3 separate regions of the Homo sapiens genome follow, and all the other regions are linked to region 2. A link is a loop called in an ENCODE intact Hi-C map of the cell type or tissue named here. Cell type or tissue: B cell. All regions are shown on one strand.

Evidence for each region. A loop is a pair of places that touch in the nucleus more often than their neighbours do. Peaks named below come from ENCODE experiments on the same cell type or tissue, not always from the same donor. Only the 100,000 strongest peaks of a DNase experiment are listed, where the experiment ranks them.
Region 1: it touches region 2 in a loop (2.1-fold over the local background); 2 of 110 quality-filtered maps call a loop at or near these places.
Region 3: it touches region 2 in a loop (2.9-fold over the local background); 2 of 110 quality-filtered maps call a loop at or near these places.

The regions. Positions count from the first base shown.
Region 1 is chr1:83,691,284-83,693,783 of GRCh38, reverse strand. The region is part of intron 2 of LINC01725 (long intergenic non-protein coding RNA 1725); the gene reads left to right. Among named protein-coding and RNA genes, the nearest start is that of LINC01725, 170 kb to the left of the region's middle. RefSeq lists enhancers at 442-977, 978-1,512. In B cell, no CTCF peak of the experiment used is centred here; no DNase peak of the experiment used is centred here; H3K4me3 peaks cover 1,316 bases; H3K27ac peaks cover 1,018 bases.
Region 2 is chr1:83,760,176-83,762,675 of GRCh38, reverse strand. All of the region lies in intron 1 of LINC01725 (long intergenic non-protein coding RNA 1725), which reads left to right. Among named protein-coding and RNA genes, the nearest start is that of LINC01725, 100 kb to the left of the region's middle. RefSeq lists an enhancer at 1,626-1,775. In B cell, no CTCF peak of the experiment used is centred here; a DNase peak (open chromatin) is centred at 1,405; H3K27ac peaks cover 591 bases.
Region 3 is chr1:83,504,012-83,506,511 of GRCh38, reverse strand. No RefSeq gene overlaps it. Among named protein-coding and RNA genes, the nearest start is that of LINC01712, 59 kb to the right of the region's middle. In B cell, no CTCF peak of the experiment used is centred here; no DNase peak of the experiment used is centred here.

The DNA.
Region 1 (2,500 bases), 69 kb after region 2:
ATTTACCACACAGAGCTCTTACAGAAAGTCTGTTCGAAAGAGACAGATAACTTCCCACTCTGATGGGCATATCAGTAGGAATTTTATTTGTGTCTTCCTGTAAATGCAGGAGAGCTTAGCTATTGATGAGTTTAATTCTACAGGCACCAGCGGTTTGTATTTAGCCTGAGAAATAGCATTAGCGAGTTCATCTGATGGGCCCGATAGGCTTAGCTGTGCTGCGGACAGGCAGGGTACAATGTGATTACACGCTCATTCTGGAATCTCTTCCCCTCCTCACCCCCCCACCCCCCTTCTTTTCACAAATGCAGAGAAATCAACAGATGTACACTACTTCCTTCATTATTCAGGCTAATACTTGCAACTATTGATTCAGTCAGTGCTGTCGAGGTTGTAAAAATCTGTATTAACACATGGGTTAAACGGAAAAATATTTATTTAATGCTTTTGTTTACTCTTCTGCCTGCTTCTGACACTGGGAAACACACAGGGACAGGAGAGGCCCCAGCCGGGCTCTGTGTGGCTTCTCCTTGGGTTAATCACATTTCACACGTCCCCATTTCTGGCAGATGCAGCACCTGACCTCCCCTTTGTCCGTCTCTGGATGAAAGTGTGAGGCTCCATAATTTCCCTCAGGCACAAAAACAGTTTGCTTTCCTGCTGGAGGTGAAAGTGACTCCCAGAGCAGGCACAGCTGGGGCTTTTATCTACCCTTCAGCCAGTGCCGGGTGGCTGAGCTCTTTCACTTTGCATGAAAATAAAGCTGAGATTGGAGCTGCTGAATTTGGCTCTTCACAAAATGGGGGGCAGGGGTGGGGGTGAAAGGAACCTTGGGGGCTTGGTTCACCAAGTAGGAATTAGGTTGGGTGTCAAGCGGGCTGCTTGGGAAGGAGGTGACAAGTGCTCCCGACAGGGACCACGCTGAGCCGCTAAAGCAATTGAAGCCAATGAGACGTTCTTTGCAGGAGTGAAAGTGTGGGCACAGCTGTGAGAGCTGCAGGAACTGCCTTAAGGGTAGGAGGTGGAAGGGACAGGTCTGTGACAGGAACTTGCAGGAGCTCACTTACCACGGGCACTGCTCACCCCAGACAGCTCCGGTGATTTATCTGAGAGGCATTTCCCTCCCCTTTTCCTTCCCCACTGTTTTAAATGCTCAGTAGCTGGCTGACCCTTGCTCTCCATGGGTCTGCCTGCTGTGAAGTCAGTGGCCGTTCTCTGTGGGACTGAAGTCAGCAGATCCATTAGGTTGACTAATGGTGATGGAAAGATCCGTGGCCATTTGGGTTAGGGTAACATTTATGTTTGGACCCTATGATTACTGGCAGGCTACTGGGTTGTTTGGGAAATGTTCTGGGAGCTGGGGCTGTGGAGAACCTGCCTGAAAGAGTGCAGGGATGAGAGGCAAACCATGACAGGGAATGAGCCCAAGTGGCAGCTCATGTTGGAGATGGTGCCGAGTGGCAGCCGCTTGTAGGCACCTGGCAGCAGAAGGCTATGTCCTAAGGTGTTCTACCGACATCTACCAGAGCAGCTGGCGCCTGGTGGAAGGCAGATGGTGTTGGATCCCCCAAGTGTCGCTGTCTAGCAAGATGCCATGTCCACTGATTAAAAATAATTAAACATTCCTTCCTCCGGTGAAGGAGAATGGCACGCACACCAGGCAGGGAGGTTGACAATGGCATTACACAGCAAGACATGGCAGCAGCAGTGAGTGCCCAGGGTAGCAGGTGCGTCTGGCTTGGAGAAGGAGGGGTGGGAGTGGGGGTCCCAGGTTAGCAATGACAGCAGAAAGAGTTAGTGAGGATGCATATGCATGAGAGATGCATGAATGGGATCATGTTGGATGACTTTCTACTGTTCATCCGCGTTTATGGAGAATGTTTTCCAATTTCTGAATGGAAACAATGAATTTTATATTCATGACCCAATCAATATGCACTGATCACCTAATACATGTTTTTATACTAGGTGCCATGGACAGAATACATTAATAGATGGTGTTGTCTATGTCTTCATTGTACTTACTTTAGTTGAATTTAGTCACTTATTTCTCCATACATATGGTTTTTCTTCTGCAGTTTGATGAAAGGTTTGAACATACCTTCAGTTTAACAGTTTGATGGAAAGAGTTTGATGAAAGAGTTGAACGTACTGATATTCCTCAGTGGTACTGTCATAAATGAGACACTGATGAGTGTCATAAGTGCTCCCCATAAGAGTGTTGGCTGTAAGGTCATGCATGAGACTGTTTTCCAAGTGTGCCCAGGCTCATAAATAGCTGTATCCTGCTGCCTTCCCCACACCGGCTTCTCATCCCCCTACACACCCCTTCCCTTTCATAGACCTGAATGTTATCAGGAACTTGATGAAAAGGCAGCCGCATTCCTCCAACTAACTTGACTAATGATTGGAGGAGAGGAATTAGACACTGAGTACAGGTAAATCCTTCAAAGAATTTTTCTGCTATTTATTATTTAATTTTAAAATTAAATTATTTAAA
Region 2 (2,500 bases):
TCACACATGGAATCTATTCCACGTTGTTTTTGCTAGTTTTTCCAAGACCCCGAGGGGATCCAACAACAATAGGTTATATTGAGTGCAATTAGAACCATAATGCAGAAGCAAGTAAATTAGGGCAGATGTTGATATTTCAAAACTAGTCTGCTTTTCTTACATTTGGACACAATTCACGAGATGCATTGAGAAGTACTGTGATTACTGACAATGTCTCCTCTTCAATATATCAAGACTGTTTACAGAAAACAGAAAAAAGCATCCATTAGTGCAACTCCAAAATCTTACCCTAAACAATGTTATTCTATTATATGGTAAGTGTTGTAATTATGTAACTGCACCCACAATTGGAACCCTAGATTTTGAATGTTTAAATTTAATTCTGCATGTCACCTCTCTGGGTTATGCAGCAGACAGATGTGAGCCGGAATGGGGGGCAGTGGCACTGGAGTTGGGACCAACAGGGTAGATAGGGTGAGGATCGTTGAGCAATGCTTTGTTATTAGACATCAGTGTGTGCTGTCAATGGCTTAGTGAAGCTGCTCGTGATTTGGGAGGGGCTTCTCTGGCCAAGCAGGACAGAAACCAAAGGAAAGAAGGAATCATAGTGGGAGTGAACAGGAGGTGTGGAGGGGGTCAGGGTGGTCAGCGCTAGTCTGCAGAGAAGGAAGGTGCCTTTTAGGAGGAATCAAGCCGGTGGAATGCAAATTCAACTGGGAATAGAAGCCGGAGCCTTGGAGCAGCTTCAGGGAAAACTACTCTCCAGTTTTCTGTCTAAACAGCATAGCAGTAGAGGGAGCCAACCCCAGAGGACTTCTGCAGCCAAAGAAACTCTGAGTTGGGGGGAGTATATTTTATTTTTATTTATTATCACAACACGGACTATAAATTTTAAAACCTATTTGAGTAATTTCCCTGCAGAAGAAATCTGACTCTGTTCCCACAGCCTCCCTTCTCTCAAAGTGCTAAGTGTGCCACAGAGCATTTGGAATTCTTCCTTCAAAGTTCCAGGTTGTCCAGCCCCTCCTACCACTGCAGGTCTCTCTTGGTCCTGCTGATACTGGAGCTTATTTATGAGGGCTGCTGAGGGGTGGGTGGGCAGGGGGACAGCTGCCAGGGCCTGCCCCCCACCATGGGAGATTTGTGGCAGGTGGAGGGGGAGGCGGATATAATGACCATTTGCAGACAACCTATTTAAGCAACTGTTTGTTATACAATAAAAATTACTCGGTGGCTCTGAGCATGAACTCTCCAAGGGAGGGTGCTGTGGGAGGCAGTTGGAGACTTTGTTTTAATCAAATGAGCAAGCAGGAGCTTAGGGCTTTGTTGCGAGAGGGGATGGCTTTGTGGCGGCCTTTCTTGCTTCCTCCTGGCTTCATTTGCTTGTCAGGCAACAGTGTGGCCCCTGGGGGACTCCCCTAGATGAGGCAGCTGCAAAAGAGAAAGTCTCTAGAATTGGGAAGTGGTAAGTGTAACTCAGAATCTATAGGGAGGGAGCTGGGCAGAACAGTTTTGTGAAGCACCTTCCAAACACACAGGTAAAGGTAACTCCTTTCAGTTATACACATTTTCATAAGAACAGGAGCAAATAATATTCATGCCATGTCCTAACACACCCTAACGTACACTGAGTCTAAGCTGTAGTAACTGACAGAAGCAGCAATTTCCAGAGCCAAGGACCCTGAGAACTGAATCTCATGAGCCTCTAGAGGGGAGAACCAGGGGCCAGTGGTAGCAGAGCTCCCCAGGTGAACCCAGGCACCAGGGAGCCTCCAGATTGCTGCACAGGGGACACAGCAGCTCCAGGAGACAATCTCTGAAATTCCACCAGCATCCTTATGTGTCTGCATACTGCAGGAGAATGTTGGTGTCAACACACTCTGACATCAGAGTGTGATGTCACACACTCTGATCCTCATCCCTGGCTCCAGGACCCCATAGCCTGAAATGATTTTTAATACATGCTATTTGCTTATTTCAAGGAAAAGGGTCAATCGCTGAGCAAGAGGAAGGGAAAGAGAGTCTGGAGCATTTGAGCAATAAAAGTGAGGTCAGATAAAACCCTAGCATTGCAGAGCTTGCATACAAGCTGGATTTCTCTATGGGTTTTTACACCAAACAAAAGACAAACAGTTCGTCTACCCATTTGGCCATGGGAGTTGCAGGGAGCACAGTTCTGGCAGCCGAGCTGGGCTGTGGAGAAGCTAAGTTCTCTATCATGCCTAGGGCTGCCATTTGGGGCTGCCCACCAGCTTGTCAATCTCAGTGCATGTAAAGCTAGTGATTAGAGGACTTAGTCTCCGTAGCTCATCTCTTTGAAGCTGATTCCCCACTCAGAGACTCTCCCTGCTGTAGAGAGACTGGAGTCTTCCGCAGGTTCCTCCTGCAAGCTGTTCACCCTGCTTTGTATTATTTCTTGGCGTTTGTATGTACCCTGCTTGCATCTAATGTATATTTATTCTCAAGGACCGAGAGCCTCAGCAGGCAGCTGAAGTTTAAG
Region 3 (2,500 bases), 260 kb after region 2:
ATTACTTTCATTCATCACTTATTTAGTATATGTTATATTTCAGGTATAGTACTTAATGCTACATATAAAAATATGAGTAAAACAGTTTTATTGTGAGCAGCATCTATCTTACTGAAGGAAATAGATGTGGATTAGGACTATCATCATTATTATTCTCATTTATTACATGTCTACTAAGACTCTGGCTGTGTTCCTGGACCAAGGAAAGAGCAAAGAAGCCAAAGTCCCTGCCCTCTTAAGGCTCAGAATAAACAGTAAATAAACAAATAAATAAACATACATTTTCAGATAGTGATAAGTATAGTGAAGAAAATAAAGAAGGATGAGAAGATAGAGAACTCCCCAAAGATATAGCACATAAGTTGAGACATGAACTATTAATATTATATTAATATAATATCTTGAAAAACAAGCCATGCAAAGATCCAGGGTCAGAGCATTGGCATAGAGGATAGTAAGCATAAAAATCCTGAAGATGGGTGAGATTGGTATGCTTGCTGAACACCAACTAGACTAACATAGACAGAACAGATTCAGTGAGGGAAGATTTGTAGATGAGGGTAGGGATGCAGGAATGGCCAATCACTTGTCAGGAGAACAAGCTTACAGGTTTAGTTGGGAGATGGGTTGATGGTATTTGATTTACATTTTGAGTAGATTACTCTGGATATGGTACGGAGTTGAGATGGTAAGATGGCAAAAGCAGGAGAAGGAAATGAGTTAGGAGGCTACTAGAGTAGTCCAGGAAAGAAAAAAGTGGATTGGAGCATGACAATAATATAGAGTTGGTAAGATATTTTTAGATTGGGATATATTCTTAAGGTAGAGGCCACAGAACTTGTTAATGAATCGAATGTGGGGCCTAACAGAAAGAGAAGATGTCTCAGTAACATCTAGGTTTTTGGCTTAAGCGTTAGGGAAAGCTGTGGTGTCATTTGATGAAGTGGGGAAAAGGAGGGAGCAAATTTGGATGATGGGCAGAATAAAAAGTTCTTTTGGAAGCATCTTAGATTTGAGATGCCTTTTAGATATTTAAATGACAATGTCTTGCAGGTGGTAGAGCTGAGAGTTTAGAATGGTTGGAAATAGAAACACTTACAGTTATTGAATGAAGATAGTTGTTGAGGTCCTGGGTTTAGCTAGGATAGAGAATAGAGAAGTGGACCAAAGACTGAGCCCTGAAGCAATGTAAAGTAAACCACAGTCAGAAAGAGAAGGGAGACAGTACTGCAAATAAAATGGCTCTGGAAGGAGGAGGAGGCAGGAGAAAGACCCCGAGGCTGTGGTGAACTAGAGGATGAGTAAATAAAGAAGGAGGGGTCAATCCTTGACTAGTAGAGTGATTAAGATTAGGAGTGAGAATTGATCTCTACATGGATAGAATGGAGGTCATAGATTTCCTGGTAAGAGTAGTTTGGGAGAATTTTGAGGAATAAAATCCCTATTTGACTAAGTTAAAGAAAGATTGGGAGGTAAGAACGTGGAGCCGCTAAATAAAGACAAAATTCTAAAAATTGTGCTTAAAAAATGAGAAACAGACATATAACAGTACTTACTATCTAGATAATATAAAATCAATCTAAAAATTATAAAATTCCTAAGTCAATGGTTGTTAAACTTGTTGGTTTTAAAACTTCATTATATTCTTCAACATTATTAAAAAACGGAAGATTTTTCTGTGAGATACAGCTATTGACATTTACTGTACTGAAAATTAAAATGTAGACATATCTCTTTTATTTTGTTAAGATAATAAACTATCACATGTTAAATAGCATATTTTAATAAAAATATGTTTTCAGAAAAAGTGAGCACAGTGGTATTCTTTTACAGTTTTGCAAATGTCTTTACTGTTTGGCTTAATAGGAAAAGAACGGATTCTCATATATGCCTCTGTATTTAATTTATTGCAATTTGTTGTTTTGGTTAAACAAATGAAGAAATTCAGGCCTCATACAGATATGTATTTTAATAAATATCTTTATCTACCTAGATATGTTCTCTGATAGTTGTGAATATATCATGTAGCCTATTATTAGAGAATGAGGGTGAAAATGCAAATAATGTTTTAGTGTCTTTATGAAAATAGTTTTGACCTCATGGACATACTGAAAGCATCTTGGGACCCTCGGGTTGCTAGACCACACTTAGAGAACCACTGAACATATTTTACATCCAACAACATCTGAGTTTTGTTTTGTGTGAAATATTGCTATGATAACAAAAAGTGAAATGACCACAGTGGCAGAGAGCTTGTGAAAAGCTGAAATGATTTTTATTTTCTTTTGAACGAACACTAGCTACGTTATTAAATAGAGTCTTGGAGGGTATGCCAGCTGTGAGGTTGGCTTTCAGGCAGTCCACCCAAATATTAATCAAAGGTGCCGTGAGTTAGATGGTGGCTATTCTTAAAAGAGTATTTCTGATGAGTAGTACTTTCTTATGATTAGTGATAGATTTCAAAAATTGTTATTTGTCTCTTTCTTTCAGCTATGAATTA